Linked DNA regions of Homo sapiens: all the other regions are linked to region 3. The links are chromatin loops, found by intact Hi-C in ENCODE. Cell type or tissue: mammary epithelial cell. All regions are shown on one strand. Region 1 has its middle 120 kb from the start of LINC02205. Region 2 has its middle 94 kb from the start of LINC02205. Region 3 has its middle 31 kb from the start of LINC02205.

Region 1 (8,000 bases), 88 kb before region 3:
GTGGGCAATCAATCATTTGTGCTTGTGGAGTGGCCTCCATCCCAGATCTCTTATGGGGCCTTCCAGAACCCAGAGATTTGAAATAATTAAAATCCTCCTTGGCATGATGCAACCAGCTCCCCTTAAGTGCAGCTCGGATCCTCCTTCAGACCTTGCCTTAGCGAAGAGCTCTGAGCTTAAAGCCCCATCTGGGAGAGTGAGTAGAGGAGGCAAACTGCTGGGCTCACCTCTCGCTTCCTTGTCTCTGTACAGGTGATGTTAAGAGGCAGTGCGGCCTAGTGGTAGAAGCACTAAGCCCATGGTGGGAGTGCCAGGGCCCTGGGGCTGCTCCACTGCCAGTGATCGTGTTATCAAGTCATGTCCCTTCCCAGACGTGTGACCCACCTGGTCCAGTTCTCTTCATGAGCTCTGTCACTGATCACCCATAGACCCTCTCCCCATGACTCCCCAGAGTCAGTTCCTCATGTTTCCTCACCCAAAACTCCCCATCTCCTCCCCAGCCACCGTTTTTCTTTCTGCACTCACTTTGGTACTTCCTTCTTTAGATTTCTTCAGGAAATTCTATCATCTCATCTCTGGAAATACTTAACCCAGCTCTACCCCTAGGCCACACCTAAACACATCAGCCGAAGGCTTCCTCCGTAGCTTTCCTATCCCTGGCCTCTTCATTCCAGTAAGTCTTGTCTTGGACATTGCTTTCACATCATCCTTCTGCTCCAAGACAAGCAGGGGCTCCACTGAGCATCGCAGCTCTCCATAAATCCCCCAGCCTGGCCCAACCCACCGCTCACCCAACACATGCTCAGTGTACCGTTGGTGGAGTGGCCTCTATTCCAGACCTCTTATGGGGCCTTAGAACCCAGAGATTTGAAATAATTAAAATTCTCCTTGGTGTGGTGCAACCAGCTTCCCTTAAGTGAAAGTTGGTTCATCCTTCAGACCTTGCCTTAGCAAATTGCTCTAAGCTTGCGGCCCCTCCTGCGAGAGTGAGTGGTGCACGCGCTCAGTATCCCACTCACCATGCCTTCCCTCTCTCTCTGTCTAGCAGACCCTGCCATCTCAGCATCTTACTCAGCCTCTCTTCCTCCCAGAAGCTGGCCCTGCCAGCTCTGGCTCCTGTGGGTCTCTCCCCAACTGGGAACTCCTGCAGCACTTGCGGCCCTGACCCTGCAGCTTCACACCGACTCCTACCAGCTGGAGGGCCCTCACCTATCTACGTTAGGCTTTCTGCAGACTGACAAGACCTTTGAGAATTCTGTCATCCACATCCCCTTGCAGGGCCTGGAGCGGGGCTTGTTCAAGGTAAATGTACAGCAAATGTTTCTGTTCATAATGACTTAAGATAGGGTCTCTGCCATTGAGAATATTCCTTGAGGAATATTCTGCTACATTTGTATTCATAGAATTTAGAGCTCAAAGGAGCCCAGGAGACCCCTGTTCTATCCCCTACAGATGAAGAACTAAGCCCTGCCCGGCCCCACACCTCCATGCGGGGCCAGATTGTACAGTAAAAAGCAGCATTTATTTTTTTCTGGATCTCAAACACTAGATAGGAAAAAAAACACCCTAAAATATTATTATCTAGGTATCAGGAGAGCTGGTTTTGGGTCTAAGGTGTGCCATTTATTTGCTGTGTGACTTTGGGCAAGTCACTTAACCTCTCTAGATCTCAAGAATGGATTATGCTTTATAGTCTGTGTGTGTGTGTGTGTGTGTGTGTGTGTGTGTGTGTGTGTGAAGCTTTTACATATATAGGTGCCTATATACGTGTATATAGGTGCCTATATACGTGTATATATATGTACATATATATGTGTGTATATAGGTACCTATATATGTGTGTATATAGGTACCTATATATGTGTGTATATAGGTACCTATATATGTGTGTATATAGGTACCTATATATGTGTGTATATAGGTACCTATATATGTGTATATATAGGTACATATATATGTGTATATATATATATAGGCACATATATATATATAAAAAAGGAGCTTGCAGAACTTCTAGGCTGAAGCAAGAGGGGTGGAGGAATGTCACCTTGCTGATAACCAGCAAGCGCCCCCAAATCCAAACTGCTCAGAAGCGGCACTGACCCATCTGCAGCCTCTTGTTCCCACACACCATCACTGCCAGCTGCCCTTTTCCCACCTCCTCTTCCTTACCACGATGCCCCCGAGCTGGCCAGGTCAGACCGCCCACACCAGGCCAGGCCAGACCGCCCACACCAGGCCAGGCACCTCGGCAAACCCAGGCTGTTCCAGATCTTCCTGAAACCTGCCAGGGGCAAGGATCCTTTCCAGATAGGATCCCTGTGGAGAACTAACTGGGGCTAACAGCTTGGAGGCTTTGTAATCATCTAGAGAGGGAGCAGATGATTGAAAGTTTTCCACAGCCAGACAGAGGGCAACCTCGCCTGGCCAGACCCCCCCTTAGAGGCAGCCTCAGGGCTTGCAGGCCAAGATCCTTCTTGGAGTCCTACAAGCCTAGCTCTCTGACACTACGTATTTCCTAAACCAATCCCAGGGGATTGCAGGGTTGCATGCATGATGCCCTATTTGCAGGTAATAGGAGGAGCAAAGGTTCCTGTGATTGTACAGTGAAAGGAGGTTCTAGGGAACATGACGCCCAGCCCCAAGTCACTCACCCAGGGGCTCCTCGAGAGCATTCCTGGGACGGGCTGCAAAGTGGGCCCACCAGAGAGAAGAACACTCAGGTTCCGCAGCTCTGCATTTTGATAAAAATGGCTGGCCATGATTAATGCATGGAGCGCTATAGAGGAGGAGGCCACTGGATACTTTCTGAAGCAGCGCCCAACTTCCAGAAATATGGAAGGCCATTAATTATTGATTCTCAGGCAGGAGATGTGCCTCCCTGGGCAGAAGCAGCTCTGAGATGATTTCCTATGTAAATCTGCAAGAACCCACTGGGAACACCAATGCTTGGTGGGCAAGAGGGGGCCAATCGCAGGTGGCCAGTGTCCCCATAGGCCCCCCGCTTCCCGGGCCATTCCCGTCGGGCAAGGGGTCAGGCCCAGAGGCAGAGACCCACCCCCAAAGCCAAATTATTATTATCATTACCATTATCATCTATTAAAAGTAGCCCCCACCAAGTCAGCTGACCCTCCTAACAGAGGCGCCTCATTAAATTCCTGTTGTGACAAGGCCAGAGCTTCGAGATCAAGAAAAACTGGGTGCTGAGAAAGGAACAGACGCCACCATGTCCTTATTTATGACACAGAGTGTTTTATATATATGAAAAGCCGGCCATAATTTGCTTATAAATAATTGACTTCTCCTAGATTAAAATCTCTAGAGGGAGTCTCAGTTTATTCACAAGGTGCTTCTGCCTACAGTGCAAATTAGGCCCTTTCAAATCTGTCTTATCTCAACCCCGAACGTTATGAAGAGTGATTTTTTTTCCTTCATCCCCTGTAATAACCTTCAACTAACCTTTAAACCAGAGTGAATAATTTAAATCTTATTTTCATATCAATGGAGGAGTCAAGCCAAGCAATTATCTTTTATCTGTATACTCTGTCGTCAGAGCGGCAGGCATAATCAAGTTTTCCCAAGCGAGCCAGATGAGAGAGAGAAAGAGTGAGGAAGTGAGAGATGGTATCTGAAGACATTAACGCAACAATGAATTATTCAATAATGAGTACAAGATCTGTCATAACACACACACACACACACACACACACACACACACACGGGAAGCTCTACATCTGCCCAATGTTCCAGGCAGGCCAAGGCTGGCAGTATGGGGGAGGGGGTGCCAGGAAGGGGGTCTGGGCTAAGCATGACAAATCGGCAGATCATCTGCTCAATTAGGACAGAGAGCAGGTGCATGGGGCACATTTGCAGCACAGGACGACACTGTTGTGGGCCAAACAACAGGCTGAGGGAAAACACCTAATTTGTGTGACAGTGATTTAGAACAGCTCTAGCTATGATTTTGCTAAAGGGGAGGGGCTCGGGCAAGAAAAAGATTTCAGAGGGGGGCGTGGAAGGAAGAAGGGAAGATTTTTTAAAAAATAAAAACAAAAAGCGAGAAAAGGTTGAAATTCCCCACGGTGCTCATTAAAATTCTACCGCACGCATTTCTTCCCTGGGTCCCCCTGGACTGCCCGTGATCATTTTTATTAATTCATAAAATATCGCACCAGTGATTGAGGCTGATGATTAGTGGAGCTGACAAACACAAGAGCTGGTGAAATATTGCAGCAGCTCCTGTCGGGTCTCTCCAAGTGAAAACACAGACGTCGCATGAAAATTCATCCTTCAAAGGCCTTGAGCAGCCAGGCCGTGCTGAGGGGCAGGCGGAGGGACCAGTGTGTCTACTGCGGCTCCTGCCACCCCAGGGGTCTCCCTTGTTAAGACACCCAGTGGCACCAGCAGACATTTCTCATCCCTATCTCTTGGATTATGGGAAATGCCTGCTTGAGACAGAGATGTCCTTTAACCTCCCTTGGGAAATGGACTGTCAGGCATTAGCAAGAAGCGGGTCAGAGGTTTCCACTAGAAACTCAGCTCCTGGCTTGGCAGGTGCAATGGCTTAGAAACCAGCACCCACAAGAGCCCGGGTGCTCCCACACTTATCCCAGGCTCTTTTCAAAATGTCCTCATCCTCTGTCCCTTCCCAGAAACTCAATCAGTGGCTATGGAGAAACTCCATTTCTGTGCATCATGTATTAGAACTCTCATTTTACCAGTGAGGAAACTTGTGTCTGGCAATGTTAAATAGTAAGAACAAGGCCTCAGGGCCAGCAGAGATGGAGGTCCTGGTTGCAGGAAAAGCAGAGTAAAATTCTGTGTTCAGTTATAATGACTGTGCTTGCAGGTTTCTGCTGTGATTGTCTTTTTCCTTCTGGTTTCTGATGCCCTTTTCCTTTTTTTACTGATTATTCTATTCCACACTTGCTTCTACATTTGAAGACGTAGCACCTACTTTGTGACACTAGGTGGAAAGAAAGACTAGGTCAGTTGCTCTCAACACTGACCTGACCTGCAGAGACTTACTAAATGAGAATATTGAGGAAGGGGATGAGGCCCAGGAATCTGCATTTCAACCAGCTTGCCAAGTGAGTCTCATGCACTAGAGGTGGAGAACCACTGGCCCAGAGACATCAGAGCTCAAGGCCGTGACTGTACCCTAGAATCACTGGAAGACCTTTTGAACAAAAGTAATCCCCTAGGCCCCACCCCAGAGATTCAGATGCAATTGTTCTGGGGTGAGACAAAGGCATAGTATTGTTCAAAGATTTCCAGGTGTTTACAGTGAGCACCCAGCCAAGTTGAGAAACACTCAGATGTGACAACACTAGAGCAGAGTCTCCCTGATTCCACCCTCAGGTCCCATCAACTAAATATGATCCCACTCCCCAGACCCCTCCATTTATACGGCACCAGTAACTAGACAGGAACAAAAAAGAGGTAGAATACATTCCTTTAAAAATATTCATGATTCCATTTGTTTTATGCCTTGGGCACAGAGTCCAGACTAATTTGCATGCATAGATGAAATATTTCAGTTTCTACTTAGAAAATAGCAGTGCTATCTATAATGTGGGAAGAAAGATATACTAAGTGCTTATGTGCTAAACTCAAAATCTTTTCTCCTCTCAATTAGCTCATATAGATATCAAGCTTGTGCTATACGCATTTTGCATTTAATGTATTTGTACAGCTTCTACTGGGATCATTTTAGAATCCTGAGCTCCCAAGTCTAGAGAAAGTATGCAAAGGCAGTTTTCATCTTAGGAGCTTGTTTTCAAAGTAAAGCTTATTTCTCTTGAGAAAATACTTCAATTTTAGACTTACTGACAATGTAAATTGTAAAACTGATTGGGTTGCCTTCTTTGATTTAGCCACTGGGAAGCTCAGAGCCAAATTAGCCACTTCCCTCAAACAGGGTTATGACTTACACTGTTTATACTCACCTTCATGTCCCTCTTCTGCCCTTCTGTCCTAGTAAGTACATAAATATGGATAAAAAAAATAAAGGAAGTAGGAGCTCATTTTGGTGCCTCTTGAACACTCATCTATCACCTCCTGCACCAGAAGTCCTGTAGGGATCAGGCAAGTACCATAAATGTGTGGGATAGGCCAGGGGTACCCCAGTGAGGGGCTATGAAGACTGTGGAGAACTGGAGAGCACATCCCCCAGTTAAAGGCTCAAAAGTTTTAAAAACAAACAAACAAAAATGGTAATCACCGTGCTGTCAAAATGCACCTACGGGCCACATCTGCCCACTGGCAGCCCCCTTGCCTAAGCCACAGAGAGGAGGCCCAGGACCTGCTTCAAGTCAAGTGACTCTAGGAGAGATATGTGAGAAACACTTCCATTTTGGAGAGATTGTTTACACCAGCAGTCAATCTCCATCCTTTAATTTTCACTTTGGAATAACTATTCCAGCCTGAATAGGAGGAAAAGTGTTAAATTCCTGATTGAAGAGAAGTGGATGCTAAGGAAATGTTTGGTAAATGAGCTATTGAATGAGGCTCATTCTTTCCGCTCCCAAAATCTGCTTGAGTGTTGGGAGTTATCACTGAAGCAATCCATGCTCATTGTAGGCAAGATAAACATATGGACACAAACCAGAAAGAAAACACAAATGCATATAGGCAGGACGCAGAGGTGACATAGCCACTTAGCACCTCAGTGTATGTATTCCAGGCACGTATGTGTGCTTGTGTGAGTATAGTGCATATGCCTACTTTTATTCCCAACTTGCGTTTTTCTAGGAACTTCTTTCTTCCAGGGAAAAATTTATTATTTCCCTAAATTATTTTCCTAAACTCTTAGGAAATATGGCACAGAAGATATGGCAATCACAAAATCTCTTCCAAAACTGTATTAATTAAAAAACAAAAATGACTAAAAAGAGCAAACACAATCAGAAAAATACTTTACAAATGTTAGAAGAAAACTTTCCTGAGATTAAAAATAATAAATCTATATTAATAAAAGTGCAGATCAAATAATATAGCTTGATATATCTTGATTAAGTAACTGAACCTTCAAGAATAATAAAGTCTTTCGGTTATTCAGGCTAAATATGTAAATTACATTTAAGATGCAAAATCAGGATGTCCTCAAAATTCACAGAAACATTCCATGCAAAAAATTTGTAAAAATATCTAAAGTTTGGGAATGGGGAAGTAACTCCCAAATTTTATACTCAGCAACATTTTCATTCACATATAAAGAAAAGAAAGGCCAGATGTGGTGGCTCATGCCTACAATCCCAGCACTTTGGGAGGCTGAGGCAGGAGGATTGCTTGAGCTCAGGAGTGCAAGACCAGCCTGGGTAACATGGTGAGACCTCGTCTCTATGAAAATAAAAATAAAATAAAGAAAGATACATCCAAACCAGAGTTAACAAACAATGGATTATAGACCTAAAGATAAGAACTAAAACTATAAAAGTTAAAATATATATATATTATATCTATACATATATGTATATATGTACATACAAATATATATATATAATATATACACCAGAAAATCTTTGCAATATCATTGCAAAGTTTTCTTACATAGGAGTAAACAAAAATTTATTAGCTGCTTTACAAAAGCAGAAATCATAAAGGAAAAAATTGATGAAGTTTATAAAAATTAAGAGCTTTTGCTCTTCAAAAGTCAGCATTTAAAAAATGAAAAGGGCAGACCCAGAATGGGAGAAAATATTCACAGTATGAATATCTGACAAAGGGTTTGTCTCCAGAGTATAAAAAGGACACTTATGACAACTCAATTTAAAATAAGCAAAATATTTGAACAGACCCTTTACCATAAAAGATATATGAAAGCTCAATAAGCACATGAAGAAATGCTCATACTTGTTAGTCATAGACAAATGCAAATTAAAACCACAATGAGATAGCACTCTATACCCCTAGAATGGCTAAAATTAAAAAGACTGATAATACCAAGTGTTGACAAGGATATGGACCAATTGGAACTCTATGCACTGTAGGTGGGCAGA
Region 2 (8,000 bases), 63 kb before region 3:
AATTCTGGACCCAAAAAATGAGGTGTTTGAGTTCTTTCCCTAACCTGTTTACTCATTCAATTTAATTTCATGTAATTGAATTACAAGGATTTATTGAGCATTTACTGTGTTAGGCCCAGTGCCAACCAGTACTAAGACACAAAGATGAGTGCATTGAGGTCTCATCCCAGGAGGCTCACAATCTGTGGATAGAGGAGCTCTCCTCCATGAGATAAGGTGGGTGGGTATTATTTTAATCCTCTTTGACAAATGAAGAAACGAGGCCAAAGAGTTAAGTAAACTGCCAAAATAACAGAGTAACTAAATAGGTAATTGGGCCTTGATCCTAGATTATCTGACTCCAGTTTCTATGTACAAGGCAGACAAGGGGAAATTCCACCTTGGAGACAGAGGAGAACAGAAGAAAGAACAGAGCCTGGAAAAGCACAGGAGATGTGGGCTCTGCCACCTTAGACAAATCACTGAACTGTGAAGGTTTTCAATTTCCTCATTAATAAAATGCAGATGGTGAGATCTAAGAAATAGAAGTGCTGATAAGATTAAATAAAATCAGATTCCTAATACTACTACCTAGGACAGTGACTGGCACTTGGTAGATGCTTAATAGTCGTGTGCTTCCCTTGGCTAAAATAGAAGGGCACAATGGGCACAATGGAAGACCAGGGGAAGGAGAGATCTAGGATAATGGGTGAAGCTGGGGGACCTTAGGCAAGAAGTGTGATTTGAGTAGGTCTTGATGTGGGTGTAAGACCAAAGCTGATAGAAATGGAAGCAAGGACATTTTAGGTGCTGGCAATAGCATGAAGGAGAGACACACATTCAGGACAAAGCAGCAATGCTGTGGCCAGAACCTGGAGTTCTGAGGGTGAAAAGGGAGATCAGACTGGAAGAGTAGGCTGGGGTCAGGTGGTGTGCAGTCCTGATTAGAAGAACAATCCAGGACACTTGAAATATAGTTTGGAAAAGTACAGTTAAGGTCACCCCATTAACAAGCGGACAGTCAGGCCTTTAGAGAAGAAAGACCATGAGGAATCCCATATACCTGGAGACAAAGGAATGGTTTGATTACTTCTAGACCAAGCTCAAGTGGTGGGGAAATTGACAATGTTGTCAACTGGGTTTGAAAACGCACTTGGCCATCTTTCTCAGATGCCCTACTCCTCTCTATATAGCCTTCTTTGCCCTGGGTCAGCCAAGAGATCCAATGGGAAACCATGCTAAATTTCTTTAGAAAGATGAATACATTGGCTCACTCTAAAGAAACTCAGAATTGCCTTTCCCATCTAAAGTTAGGCCCTGAGGACATCCAAGGATAGTTAGAAAAAGACTACCATTACCACTGACTTTCTTGATCGAAACTTAAGCAATCAGGGCATTTCTATTTCTGCTTCTTCTAGCAGGAGTAACAAATACGTTCAACTAAGATGCCAACTCTAATTGATTGGATCTGCCTGGAGCAGAGTAGTGAAACATTGTGAGACGCTTCTGGTTCAGAAAGAACATGTACCACTATTGCTTAGCAGTGCCTGTCAAGGTCATGGAATGGAGTGGCTACATAGCTATTTGCTATCCTTGGTCTCTGGCTAGTTTAAGCCTACATTGAGTCTTGAATATTTTTTCCCCCATTTCTAAAGGAGTGGAGATCAGAAAAAGAACAAAAGAACAACAGTAACTACCCCATATGTTGAATTCTCATGGTATTAGAATGAAGGGAAAGTAGCTTTGTTCTCAAATTGCTCTTTCATGGCTAAGAATGAGGATCAGCCTATTATACTGGCTCTCAGTCTCCACTGTGCATCAGAATAGCCCAGGGAGCTTTTGACTTGGTTACCCCACAGATAACTGGTTTCAGTTGATCTGGGGCAGGGACAGGTATCAGCATTATTTTGGTGTGTGTTTCATTTTTTTTCTGTTTGTTAGTTTTTTTAGACGGAGTTTCACTCTTGTTGCCCAGGCTGGAATGCAATGGCACAATCTCTGCTCACTGCAACCTCTACCTCCCAGATTCAAGAGATTCTCCTGCCTTAGCCTCCCAAGCAGCTGGGATTACAGGCACCTGCCACCATGCCCGGTTAATTTTGGTATTTTTAGTAGGGACAGGGTCTCACCACGTTGGCCAGGCTGGTCTCAAACTCCTGACCTCAGGTGATCCGCCCACCTTGGCCACCCAAAGTGCTGGGATTACAGGCATGAACCACTGTGCCTGGCCTCATCAGTGTTATTTAAAACTTCCTAGGTGGTTCTCATGTGCAGCCAAGTTTGAGGGTCTTTGTGCCTACTTAAGCTCAACTGACGAAGCAACATCCAACATCCAGTTCATGACTTAGGTCCCACCATGAGGTTCCTGTTCCTCATTTGAAGGAAAGGCCATCGGAAGGCTCTAGCCTTTGCCCTGCATGTGCATTAAGGCTCAGCTGATGATAGATATAAGGTGATGAGAGTTGTGAGAGGGAGAGAGCATTCTGCTGGTATGGTCAGGGAAGGCCCCACAGAGGCAGGCCTGAGCTGGGCCTTAGGAAGATGGGCAGAATTTGGACAGACAGAGTGACTTGCAAGGAAGGCAGGGCATCATAAGACATGAGCAGAGGCTGGAGGCTGGCAGGAGCAGAGGCCCTAGAGCAGAGTGGTGAGAGAAAACACGAGGGACCAAACCCATGTGGCCACAGAGAACTTTCTGAGAAATGAGGTCAGGAACCTGGGGCCAGCTGCTGCCAGGGGTGAGCTCTCCCTAGACTTACCTGCCTGCCAAGTCCTCCTTCTGGGGGCCCCACATCTAGCCAGCTTCTAGCCCCAGGTACCCAATTGTCCTTCTGACCACACTCTTTCTATAAATTTCATTCCAAAAATAAACTTCAGGGTGAGACTTGACCTGACCTGCCCTTAAGAGTTCACTAGAGCCTCCCTCCCTCCCGACAGAACACTGGGCTTCCTTAGGCAGTGTCTCCCCTGCCTGAGCCTCAGGGCCCCTCCCTGCCAGTGTGTGTGCCTGAGGCTGTCAAGAGCCTGATGTTTCAACTTGAGACATGTCCACATTGTTTCTCTTGTCTACCCCTGTCTTCCACCTGTTCACAGGGACTTCTATATTAGTCATCCGTTGTCAGGGAAATGCTCAGCTTCCCCCAAGGTGTAAATCCTGAGGAATTCAAAATGGGGAAGAGGGGAAAATGATTTACTAGGCTGGCTTGGTCCATATATTCTCCAACACATGGATGGCAAATGCTGGAGTGGGGTCTCGCAAGATGGGGTCCTCCTACCCCCAGCATTAGCATTACCAGAAAGTCTTGTTAAATGCAGGCTCCTGGACCCCCGCCCTGACTTCCTTAATAGAGGGTGGGCCTCAGGATGCCTGGTAACCTGGTAAAACGGGCATCTGGAGGTCAGGAAAAAAAATCATCTCAGGCTTTGTTGGTATACAGAATATGGTTCTGGAGGGCTGTGGCATTTTCTCTGGCTTGACCATGTCTGAGTGTTTTTAACAGTGTGTCTTCCTCACTTGCCATCCGTAGGGATGTGTGTGTGTATGACACAGAGCTGGAGAGGCAGAGACACAAAGAGTAAATAAATACAGAAACCCAGACTTGTGCTTTGGAATGTTTTCTCTGGGCCCCCGTAAGCTACCTCCTATTTCCTTGCAAATCACTTAGAGCTCTCATGGTGAAAAGGGTGTTTCAAAGTTGTTAAAGACAAATCGGTATTTAATTAAATCTCCATTCCTGATAGAAAGAATAGTAGTAGTCAGAATCATTTTGTGCCAAGATCAAACACTCACAGCTCTGCCTGTTCCCCGGAGAACCACAGAACCATTCCCCACTGTCAAGTGGACCAAAGGCTGTCTCTCTTTCCGCTTAGGCGTCTGTTAATCATTGACACTTAATTAGCCCTGTAACATATTAGAAAGTGCTTTGAAAATTGTAAAGTCCTATTCAAATATGCGGGATAATTATTACACGGACCTATTCTCTCCACTGACCCTCCTTAAGCGTCTACTCCAGGTCATGTGCTCTGCCATGCATCACCTTGTGTAATTACTGTTGGAGGCCCTGGATTCTCATCCGTTTTACAGAACCAAGAAGACAGCAATGTAAATGACTTGCCCAGGGTCACATAGGCAGTGAGAGGCAGGTTCTGTGTGCTTCTAGAGAAACCCTCTTTCCACTTTGCATTCTTCAGTGCAGTCTTTTCTTTCTTTCACCAAAGCCAGGATTCTCTCCACTGGTTAGTGACATTCCGCCTGACCATCATTGTGTCCAAAGAGGCAGTGACATTTCCAAAGCAACTCATTTTAATTTCTTCTGATTAAAAATGCCTGCTGGCATATATGCTATGGAGACCATTAGGAGGCAAAAAGCAATGGTGTGAAAAGCAGCAAACCGATCACAGATGGCTGTCAGGTCACTCGGCCCAGGGACATAGGCACGGACGCCCCAGGTTACGGGGATTGTGAGCCTGCCTCCTTCCACCATGTGTTAGCTGGGGTGTCTGCTCTATGGGGGTCCTCTAGGGCAGGAAGAAGAGATGGAAGACACAGCCTGCCACCCAGGAATTTGTCTTTGAATAGCTTCCATTTGTGCAGAATGTGCACTCAGCCGTTAGGCCTTCCTTTACAAGGTGGTTAGTGAAGAAGGCTTATTGGGAAGGGGGTGGTGGCATCTTAGTGATAATGGTGGTGGTGTAGGAGAGCAAAGCTGGATGGTCCTGGAGGCTCATGCCTGAGATGGCACCCGGCAGGTAGATTTGGCTCCAGGATCAACAGCCAGACTCCAGGCTCTGCACATTGGAGGCACTCACTTTGCAATAAGACCTCTTCATCACCAGGAAGACCCCAGGTGGGGCCCAGGAATCTGCATTTAACAGGCCTCTCCAGGAATGCCAATGCTGGGGGTAGGAGGACCTCACCTTGCAAGACCCCACTCCAGCCTTTGTCATCCAGGTATTGGCAAAGTACTAGTGATCTACAATGACTATGCCACCTCTGTAGGCTCTGTAGTCAGGGCTCATTGACTAGATGTTCCCTGGCCCCTTTCCCATAAGGAGGTAAAGCATCACAAAGGTGGGAGTCTTTCAAGGGCACATCCAGTGTGGTGAGCATGGCCTAAACAGGTGCTCTGAGAGATCATTCAAGCTCTGAGGTTGGGTGTGCCCTGCTATGTCTCTGCTTAGAGGTTGTACTCTGGGACACCCTATCTTACTATATACATAAGCATGCTTCCTTTGCAGGGCAAACATGATGGTAATTGTATTTTTGTAAAGTGGAGTGAGCAAACAATATGCAAAAATCATGAGACTCTGTCTTTGCCTGGGGGCTGGTTCCAATGGCTGGGTTGACTATTGCTATGGGAAATGCTTTAGAAAAGATTTCCTGGTTGGGCCCAGCCAACTGCCAGGGACACAGCAGGAGAGCTAAAGGCCTTGTTTCTCCCATGGGAGTCCTAAAGGGCACCTGGAAACATTGGGGCACTGCGGTAAGGCTTCTGACCAGGAGAACGCCCTGGCCTTGCTGAGGGCTCTGGATGGATGAGGAGGAAATCCAGGTCTAGCCATGGTGATGGGTGGTTCCCTTCTCCATGTGTCAGAAACAGGCCCTGACCCCCTACTCAAGCAGAGCTGTGTCTGCTTCCTTCAGTGTTGCCCTGGGATGCCTCATTCACCATTTCCTGTTTTCATCCCCTCCCCAGATTGGGCTCACCCGGAGCCTGAGAAGTCAATGAGCTCGGCCCCCATCTCCCTCCCTCTCCTGCTTCATCTAGGCTCTTCTCCTTAGGGAGGTGAGGCTCACTCCCTGAGCCGTGGCTGCGAGTGCCAGGCATCGTGCTGGGTGCTCTACGTAGGTCTTGTTTAATCCTCAAAACAGTTCTAGTGATCTACGCTAACTATGCCACCTCTGTGGGCTCCGTAGTCAGACCTCATTGAAATTCTTGCCTCTACCACTTGCAGTCAGCAGTGTGCTCTTGAGAACATCTCCTAACTCCTGAGCCTCCAGTTTTGCATCTATGAAATGGAGCTGTTCAAATCACTGACCTCACTGTGTCATTGTGAGGACTGACAGATGCTGCCAATTAAAGAACCAGGCACAAGACCCAGCATATGATCAAAACATTGGCACTATTATTATTCTTATGAGTTACTATTATTGTGTATTTGGGGGGGTTTGAATGACTTGCCCTAAGTCACATAGCTGATAAACAGCAGAGTTAGATTTGAACTCAGCTCTGACTAATCCCAGAGCTCTTCTACCGGAACACCTCAGGGCAGCGGGTCTCAAGATGTGGTCTCTCAACCAGCAGTATCAGCATCACTGGAAATGCAAGTTCTCGAGCCTGTCCCCAGACCTCCTGAATCAGGAACACTGGGGTGGGTCCAGCAACCCACATGCCTCCAGGGGATTGATGCTGTTCAAGCGTGAGGGTCCCTAGTATAGGGAGGTTCAACAGGACACTCACACACCTGCCAACCACCCCTGCTCCCACCCGCAGATAAAATTTCAGAACTTTGGCCAGGTGCAGTGCTTCACGCCTGTAATCCCAGCACTTTGGGATGCCGAGGTGGGCGGATCACGAGGTCAGGAGATTGAGACCATCCTGGCTAACACGGTGAAACCCCGTCTCTACTAAAAATACAAAAAATTAGCCGGGCATGATGGCGGGAGCCTGTAGTCCCAGCTACTCGGGAGGCTGAGGCAGGAGAATGGCGTGAACCCGGGAGGCGGAGCTTGCAGTGAGAGGAGATGGCACCACTGCACTCCAGCCTGGGCGACAGAGCGAGACTCTGTCTCAAAAAATAAATAAATAAATAAATAAAAATTTAAACAAATTAAAAAAAATTCAGAACTTTTTCAAGCCTCGCATGCGTTTTCTTCCAATCTACCTTGGAAAAGTGGTTAACCTTTCCTTTTCTGGGTCTCACTATCGCAGCTTGGACCCCATCACCCCCTTCCTCATGATGAAGAAATATCATGCAAAGAAATATCAGGCAAAGCAAGTCTCTGAGAGCTGAGTGGATGAGGCGCAAGGCAGCAATTAGAACCAGGGAGGAAGTTGGCAGGAACAGGAGGATAGTTATTTTGAGTGCATTTTTAAAAAACAACAACAACATAAGGTGAGTCATATCTTTATAAATTCATAAAATTTCCCTCCCACCCGCCTTGGTTCCCAGTCCCAGGAAGGGCCACTGGATTGTGTGAAGACTGTGAGCTGTGTCCACTGCATTTCTCCAGCCCATGCAACCCGGCATCACGAGGAAGGGGGTATGGGGTCCAAGCTGCCACAGTGAGACCCAGGAAAGGAAAGACGAACCTCTTTTCCAAGGTAGGTTGGAAGAAAACACTTGTGAGGCCTGACATGCTTGTCAATGGAGGGAGCATGTGACCCCCCTGGCCAGGACTAGAGGGTGACAGGCAAGTGCCTGGAGCACAGCATTTAAGGAGACCCTTGCCTGGCCTTGCAAGTGAATACTTTCTAAAAGTTTGCACCCCAGCCCCACCCTACTTGAAGGTCAGCCCATAACTTGACATTGAAATTTTGGTTTCCCCCAAAGAAGTCACCTGAGTCAGAACCATTGTTTCATTCCATGATCTGAAGGAGACACCTGCACAATAGCCAGGTGACGGCCCAGAAACCTCTGTTAACACCTGCTTGCCAGTGGTCCCGCCGTGGGGAGCAAGCCTGCCTCCCCTCACCAAGGCGGGATTCATGCTGCTGGTACAGTGTCCGGGGGACTCCCGCCCGGCCCTCCCAGCTGCCAGGAGGCGGTGCCCGCCCACGCCAGCTGCCAGGCTGGCCTCTCCGTGCTCCAGAGCCGCACAGCTCTGAACAGCGGCAGCAGGTGGGAGCCCCACCGGGGAACGCAATGAAACTCACAGCCGTAAACGAGTTTATTATTGTTGTTAACTGGGGAAATAAATGTCTCAAGCACTAATAAAACATTGTGTTTTCTGCTTTTATGTCTTGAAGCCCCGGTTTCTCCCAGCACCTTGGCTGCTGGAGCCGGGTTGACCCTAGGTG
Region 3 (8,000 bases):
CCCTACTCTTGGATTCCTTCGGGACTGGGATCTACAGGATCCAGGATCAGGCCAGAGGGCATGGGAGAAACCTGAGGCGGAAGTCAGACAGAACTGCACTGTGAGACACACCTCTTCCACTTACTCACTGTGTGGCCCTGGGTGGGTTTCACAACCTCTCTTGGCCTCAGCTCCCTCACCTGTAAAAGGGAGATTCCATTGTTCCCCTTCAGGGATGATGTGTGGGCTGAACAAGGTGATGTCCAGACAGTCCTAAGCACAGCAGTAACTGGCCCCCAGCGGAGCTCAGTAAACTTCGGCTGTAATTATAAGCTGTTATAAGGCACTTGGCAATGGAGTAGATACTCCATAAACAAGCATCATACAAGTGTAAATAATTATTAATTATTATGATGACTAATCATCATTATTATTGATGATAAATGTGAGAAATGCTACCCAAACACCAGCTCCCCCACTCAATCTGTTTGCAGACAGACATCACTCCTCAACCATGCAGAAAAAGTCTGGGACCCAGAAGAAGAGCTGGTTCCAAGCACCCCAACAGGGAGCACTGTCCTCCCTCCAGTCTCCATGCAGCACTGTGCAGGCTGGTGTCACCCAGGCAGGTGACATTCACCCAAATGCATCCCATCTGTCTGTTCAGTCTGCTTATGGCCTGCGTCTTTTCAGCTTGGCTCCTCTGTGTCTAAGTTGTTAAATATTTTGGATATCACCTCAACAAGAAATGTCTTTGTGATTTCTTGAGTCCTGGCTCATGAGCAGCAAGGCTGACCTGAGTGCAGAAAGTGACCTGGGGAAATCCTGGTCAAGCTCCCAGAACTCTGCTTCTTAGATGAAGTCAGATAGACAAGGAGTGAGCTTTGCCGAGCAAGCAAATTTTACCACCATCCTGAAAAATGAATCAAGGCAAGGCCCACAGAGGTACCCAGGGCCTAGCTCAGCACCCAGCAGTGCAGGAGCTCAATAAGTACATGGATGGGTGGATGGGTAAGTGGGTGAATGGATGGGTGGGTGGGAGGATGAAGTATATTAACCATGCCTTTTTTCTGTAGCCCTTGTGCTTTGACATCTGGGGCCTTGCTGACCCTGGAGAGACTGCCGCAGTCTCTATAGATAGTCCAGCCAGTCCTACAGATCGTGAAGGACTTGCCTACGAGTGTGCCTTGCTTATGTGTCTGAGTGCAGTCATGCTGCTATAACAAAATACCACAGACTGGGTAATAGATAAAGAACAGAAATTTATTCCTCACAGTTCTGGAAGCTGGAAGTCCAAGATGAAGATGCTGGTGGGTTCCATGTCTGGCAGGTGAGGACTAGTCTCTGCTTCTAAGATGGTGCCTTAAACACCGTGCTCCAGAGGGGATGATACTGTGTCCTCACACAGCAGAAGGGCAGAAGAGAAAAAGGACAAAAGAACCTAGCTAGTTCCCTCCGGCCCTTTTGTAGGGCACTAATCCCATCCGTGGGGCGGAGCCCCCCTAAAGGCCCCACCTCCTAATATGATTGCATTGGAGATTAAGTTTCAACATAATTTTGGAGAGGATGCAAATGTTCTAACCATAGCAATATGCAAACAGTCCTGAGACTACCCCCGCCCCCCACCTCCTCTACTGGGCTGTCACACTCAGGGCCCCTATGCCCCTTCCCCAGTCACCCCAGGGCCAGGTACCAAACAACTAGGGACTGTGTCCCAGAACCTTACATTATTCAAACTAGCCGATCCTAAACCTGCTTGCCCTGCCCTGCCCATCCATTCCCATAGAAACCACCACAAAAGTTCCTGCCCATGTTTTCCCCTCGCCCCCTGCCTCCTGACTGCCCCTGGTGTTTCCCCACGTGGCCCCGCATGGTGTGGCATGCTCCCTTCTCCTGGAACTGTGAGTAACAAGTTTTCCATGGCATCAGCTCCTGATTTATTGGCCGTGCCATACCTGAATGATAATAAAGCCTACATCTTCAATGTAGAGGGAAGGAGGAAGGGAGGGAGGGAGGGGAAAGGTGGATGGAAGAAAAGAAGGAAGGAAGGGGGTTAGATGGATGGATGGATAAAAGGAAGAAAGCAAGGGAGGATGAAATCAACCTGGGCCTCAAGTTTCCACAGGAATGATCTGACTATAACTTTGCTCCATGGTTGAAAAGAAGCAGCTTTCTCCTACCAAGTTTTGGCTGTGTTTGGGAGAATGTACCTTCACAGTGCCACAGGCCAGCAATCAATACAGCATCTTCTCACTCCCTTTGCAGACAGAAAGACCTGGATCTGAATCCTGGCCCTGCCATTCACTGGCCATGAGACCATGGCCAACTGACTTAACCTGTGTGCGAGACACACACATGTATATGTCTACCTTCCGAGTTCCCTGATGCTAGAACCAGAAGATGCAGGCATAGCATGGTTTCCAGCACAGAGTACGCACTCCCCGACATTCATAATGAGTATTATTATTCGGCTATTCTGCAGTCCCGCACCCCAAGTGCCATCTGTTAGAAAGACTGTGCTATTTGGTCTAAATGTCTTCCTCACCCAGAAGCCCCTATTTGGGGCTCTTGGTCTCTGCCTCACCAAAAGCCATGCTAATCCCTTCCTGGTCCCCAGTCCGGAGTTCAGGGCTCGGCAGGCAAACGCGTGCTCCCTATCCAAAGGACTAGAAGGGCCCTACAACGCACCACATGCCTACATTTCACAGACCTCTCTTCTGGAGTTACGCTGACCCCTCCCCATTGAGAGGCTGCTTGGCTTTCCCTGCTGCTTTTAAAGTGAGAAGGGGGAGGACCTTTACGCTGGAATCGCATTTCAATTTCCCCATCTCCCCTGTACACCATCACTCAGTAAAAATAGCTAATTTTAAAATGGCTGCTCTTATGATGGACGAGATTAATGGATCTTGAAGAGCAGCCAGTATACCAACTGCTCCTGCAGCCATGATGAAAGCTAATAATGTAGAAAATTCTGCCAATTCCTTTAATTCATGAATATTTAAGCCTGTGAAAAATCTGTCAGATTATATCATTTTTTTCTGGTGATTTTCCGCCTAAGTACGTTCATGGCAGCCTGCCAGTTGCTCAAGAAACTTCAGCAGGAGCAAAATCATTTTTGTTGTTGTTGTTACTATGGACGGCCGTCTTCTCCTTGCTGAATTTATCCCCTCATCCCCGGGTGGAGGATCAGGTGCACTCGAGACAGCTAAAGGCAACCACGGTGATTTCCCCCAGCAGGCACAGATTCCTCTCCCAACCCAAAGGCTGGCAGGGGCTTTTGTGAAAGGAGACCATGGTTTTCAAATTGTGTTCCACGGCACCCAAGTCTTCCTCCTTGGGGCCCGGGGGGATCACTGGGAGGGGTTTGGGCTGGACATGCTGCGTGCATGGGGCTGCCGGACCCAACTCCCACTTGCACCAAGCAGTTCTGTTTGGTGCATTGAGATTCCCTGCAAATAAGTGTTGCCCCAACTTAAAACAATTTGAAAGGCATGAGCATGGAAACCACAGCTCTAACCCACCCCTCCCGGCTTGAACAACAAAGGGAGAAACTCAGCCCCCATGATGGTAACTGGTAAGCCCACCTCATGGGAAGCACTAGCAGTGGCACCTGAGCGGCAACCAGGATCCTTAACTGCAAGTGAGCGCTCTCTCCCCATCTCCAGCACACTCTGGGTGACCTCTTGGGCTCTGCCTGTTTGGGGAAGGCAGGAAATGAGGCTCAGATGGGCCACGCTCCCCAGCCACAGTGGAAAGTCCTCTCTGAAGCCAAGATGTTTCCTTGCAAAGACAAGAGAGAGCGAGAGAGAATGAGCATGTTTAGTGACTTGAGAGGGAGGGAGGGGTGGCCAACTTCAGAGATGATTATCATTCAGGGACTTGTTGGCTGGAGGAAGGAGCGAGCTTCTTTTTATAGGAGCTCCAGTTCCTCGTTTTGTTCTCTTCGGGTTATTCTCCAAAGAAAGCCGGCTCTTGAGTCAGCTGGCAGGAGAGCGAGGCGAATGCGCTGGTGCTGGCCGCAATGGCCCCGGTTCAACGCTCGCTCCAGCTGGTCACGTCCTCACCGGGGCGGCCGGCGGCCTGCCTGCCCACGCTCTGCCAGGAGCCCAGGTCAGCCCTTGCCTCGCCGGGGCCGGAGCCCGTCCAAAATCAACAAGTCTTTTGTGCCTCTCCTTTGGACGCTGTATAATTACAGCAAACATGTATTGGCGGTGCACAGCGATTGTGAGGCAATTGTTGAAGGATCTCAAATGCGCTTGGCATTTGGTCTTGGAGAGCAATTCGAGGAACCACAGCTCCAGTTGGCTCATGCTGGCCAGAAAACAAGAGATTTTCAGAAGTCGTGAGTGGTGTGTTGGCACAGCCTCCATGTAGTTCATCAGCTATTTCCTTGATAGTGGGTTGCGTTTTACCACCAAGCCAACTGACTGACTCATGAGTCAGGGACTTAAAAAATAAATAAATAAGGGAGGCCATCGGTGCCCGCTGAGCAAAACACGTCAGGCTGCCGACAAAATGGGCCCCTGCTGCTTTCCGGGTGGTTTCATTTTTCCTCTTTTTGTCTTTTTGTTTGAAAACTATGAAAGTGAAACTGCACACCTCCCCCCTCAAGCTATTCTGTTCCCATGGGCAGCCAGAGGAGATGGGTGGGTGACGGGGTCTCCCAGCAACACCATCTCTCGGCAAATTCACATTCCCATCAACCAGGCTTGAATGAGGTGTCTAGTGTGTGCCCGGCTTTCAGAGGGCCTCTGTGGAGGGAGATGATGTTCATTGAGCTGATATTAATTGAACACATGACATGGCCGAGGGCACTCACCCAGGTGTGGCTTGCTTTAGCCTATCGAGAGCTTAATAAGGGCAACAGCTTTAGCCTCAATTTATAGACGAGGAAACGAAGGCTTCTGAGGCTAAGATTCATAGGTCACACACTTAGTAAGTGGCAAAACTGGGGTTGGAACCCAGATCTGTCTGATTCCAGTACTCCTCCTACCAATATTCATGTCATTCCAAGGCTCACTTTTCCATAAATATCCAATGTTTTCAGTGCAGTGAGTTCCTTGAGCTTACAGGGGTGATTCAGACTGACATGGTCCTTGCCCCTCCAAGGCTGACATTTAAGCTGGGAAGACAGAGTCAAGGATGAAGTAGACAATTGATCCTTTCATTGCAATTGTGGTTCTTGCCCTCAAGGAAAAGGACAGAGTGGTTACAGCACAGGGCAGGGAACTTGGCCTGGCCTCACAGGCCTAAGAAATTTGAGGGATGATAGGAATTCAGTGGATAAAGCATTCCTGGAAGTGGGAACCACTGGTGCAAAGACCCCTGGGTGAGAAGAAGGGTGTGGTGTTGTGGGGGAGCTGACAGGAGGTCAGGGAGCCTGGAGTGCCCAGGGTGAGGGAGCCATGTGGGTGGAGAACCTGGCCTGGGCCCTGAAGGCCAAGGAAATGACTGCAGGGGTTTATCCCAACAGCAAGGGGCAGCCATTGATGGGGTCTAAGCAGTGCCATGATCAGATCTGCATTTGTAAAAGGACCCCCCAAAGGACCCCCTTGGTTGCTTTTATGAACAATAGACTAGAGTGACAGGAGTAGGTGTGGGGAAGGTCACTGAGAGACTAGTGATACTAGTGGCTCATGGTCTAGGGTCTAGTTCAAGACACACGCTGCTGAGCACAGCCAGGCCTTCTCTCCCCATCCACCTCATCTCCCCTCAAAGGTGCTCCCAAGGGTCCACCCGCTAACCAAGGTCATCTCATAATTGGGGAATAATCTTACAAATGCAGAAACAACGCCCAAAGAGCAGAGTGACTAGGCTGTGGCCTCACAGCCAGTGAAGGACCCCTATTCCTTGCACCTCTCAGTCCTGTGCCCCAGCCCCTCATCAGCACCTCTGCTGTGCCGGGAAGGGCTCCAGTGCATGCACCCAGCTCCCACTGAGGCCAGGGTTGTGGCGGCTGCAGAAGCCATGTCCCCTTTCTCTCCTCCCTCCTGGCTTCACACTGTTGGAAGCCATTCTTCTAGGCAGTCCCTTGTGGACCCTTCAAGTTGGCTTTTGAAATGGCTTAGCCAGATTTCTTCAGAGTTGAAAAGTGACTCCTTTCACATCTTCCTGCCTTTGCACCTGCAGTTTCTTCTCCAAGCAGTGTTTTTACTGTCTTACCCATCTGGTGACTTAGTGTGAAGTGGAGATCCAGGGTCCAGCGAGAGCTCAGGGATCCTTCCCCCAACTCCCACCCCAACCCCACTCCACCTCACCCTTTACTCTTGCCCAGGATGAGTCAGTCACAAGGGACAAATTTCACATTTTGTAGGGTGCAGGTTTCAAGGAGAACAGAGGTCACAGGACTATAAATGGGTCTCTTTTCTTTTTCCTCCCTGGCAAGACTATCTTTGGATCAGTCAATGCCTGATTGGCATGCTCTCCCCTCCCTTCCCATTCCCTCCCTTCTCTTTTTCTCCTCCCTCTCCTATCCTCTCTTCCCCCCTCCCCATTCCCTCCCCATAGCAGCTGGACCCAAGACCCTCTTTTCAGGACTAGGAGGCCGCAGGCTAGCCAGGGCAGTAGGCTTGGGGCAAATGCCTTCTCCTGCCCTCTGTCTTGTCCTCCCTTTGCTGCTCCCACTCCCTTAGAGGCCAGAGCCAGACTGAGATTTTGTCCCCATGTGGGTTAGGGGGAAGGGGCTCCTAGAGCTGTTCACTGCTGGGTGCCAAGCTTCTACCTCTCTAACGTGTCACTTTGGCTGTTCTGTACCATTGCTATGAGGAGCCGTCAGGGAACTCCTGGGGAAGGGCAGCATCCAGGGTCCCTGGAGCTTTTGACCTAACACCATCCTCAGAGCATCCCAATCTTGCTGCAATTTCTAATCCCCATTTTGCAGGAGGCTCAGAGGGGCTAAGGAACTCTCTTCCTGCTAAGTGGAAATGAGCACGTGAAGCTGAGCCTGTTCTATTGCTTCCCGGATCATGGAGGAGGAGGAAGAGATGGAGGAGGAGGAGATGGAGGAGGAGGAGATGGAGGAGGAGGAGGGAGAAGAGAAGAAGGACACAAGGCTCTGTCCCTATCAGCCATCTGGTGCCCAGAGTAGGGCTGTGCCCCTCAGAGCACATGAGCCCTGCAGAAAACTGGGACATGGAAACGAGCCTCCCCGCCCAGCACCCCACTCCCAAGAGCCCACATGGCAGGGCAGGGCCTGGAGACTGGAGGGCGAGCCCCTGAGACCCCAAAGAACATCGACCAGTCCCAGGAGGGCTGCTGAACCCTGTTCAGGCTCCCCGGCCAAAATACCACTGAGGGCATCAGCTTGATGAGGTGCAGCGACTGGGATTTGATTACTCTGGCCCTGCCTCAGGCTTTTCCCACTCTTTCCTGTGGCTCCAGACAGGAGTACCCGGCCCTTCCCACTCACTGCCCCTTAAGTCTCCCTCAGCATCCCTCCCACCCCAGCGCCCCAGCCCCTGCCAGCCACCTGCTCAAGGCAGGCCTCTCTCCCTCCCTCCGGGCGCCTGCCCTGCCCTCTCCGCCTCCCGATGGCTAGGACAAGATGATTTACAAGAGCGTGGCGGGAGGGACGGCGAGCCAGATTAATGCACCAGTGAGCGGCCGCCTTGCTCACCAAACACACATCATGAAAACTTATTGCTCAGAAAACAGCACAACGCCACTAATTCATAAATGTTCAATGCCCCCCACAGTGGAGCAGCCAGGGCTTATCGCCTCCAGGAAAGAGGAGGCTGGTTCTCCCCAGGCCACCCTCCTCCCACTCGCCCTGCCTGGCCTGGTGGCCTTCCCACCGGCTCCTCAGCCAGGCACCCGCCCATGTGCTGAGCAGGTGGTTTCACTTCCTGGTGGTTTTTATTTTATCTGGCCCGAGGATGCTTCTGGCTGAGCCCTGGGTGGTGTCTTGGGGCAAGGAGGTGGCACTCAAGATGGCCTCCAGGCCTGCTCAGTCAGCTGGTCCTCCACAGACACCCAGGCTCAGGGAGAGGGGCCTGGAGAACGGGACAGAGGAGGGCAGACAG

What was found. A loop is a pair of places that touch in the nucleus more often than their neighbours do. Peaks named below come from ENCODE experiments on the same cell type or tissue, not always from the same donor. Only the 100,000 strongest peaks of a DNase experiment are listed, where the experiment ranks them.
Region 1: a loop joins it to region 3, with 2.4 times the contacts of the local background. A loop is called at or near these places in 5 of 110 quality-filtered maps.
Region 2: a loop joins it to region 3, with 4 times the contacts of the local background. A loop is called at or near these places in 4 of 110 quality-filtered maps.

The regions. Positions count from the first base shown.
Region 1 is chr15:70,382,954-70,390,953 of GRCh38, forward strand. No RefSeq gene overlaps it. Among named protein-coding and RNA genes, the nearest start is that of LINC02205, 120 kb to the right of the region's middle. In mammary epithelial cell, no CTCF peak of the experiment used is centred here; no DNase peak of the experiment used is centred here.
Region 2 is chr15:70,407,762-70,415,761 of GRCh38, forward strand. No RefSeq gene overlaps it. Among named protein-coding and RNA genes, the nearest start is that of LINC02205, 94 kb to the right of the region's middle. In mammary epithelial cell, no CTCF peak of the experiment used is centred here; a DNase peak (open chromatin) is centred at 3,030.
Region 3 is chr15:70,470,848-70,478,847 of GRCh38, forward strand. No RefSeq gene overlaps it. Among named protein-coding and RNA genes, the nearest start is that of LINC02205, 31 kb to the right of the region's middle. RefSeq lists an enhancer at 7,875-8,000. In mammary epithelial cell, no CTCF peak of the experiment used is centred here; a DNase peak (open chromatin) is centred at 4,284; H3K4me3 peaks cover 384 bases; H3K27ac peaks cover 1,277 bases; H3K27me3 peaks cover 1,000 bases.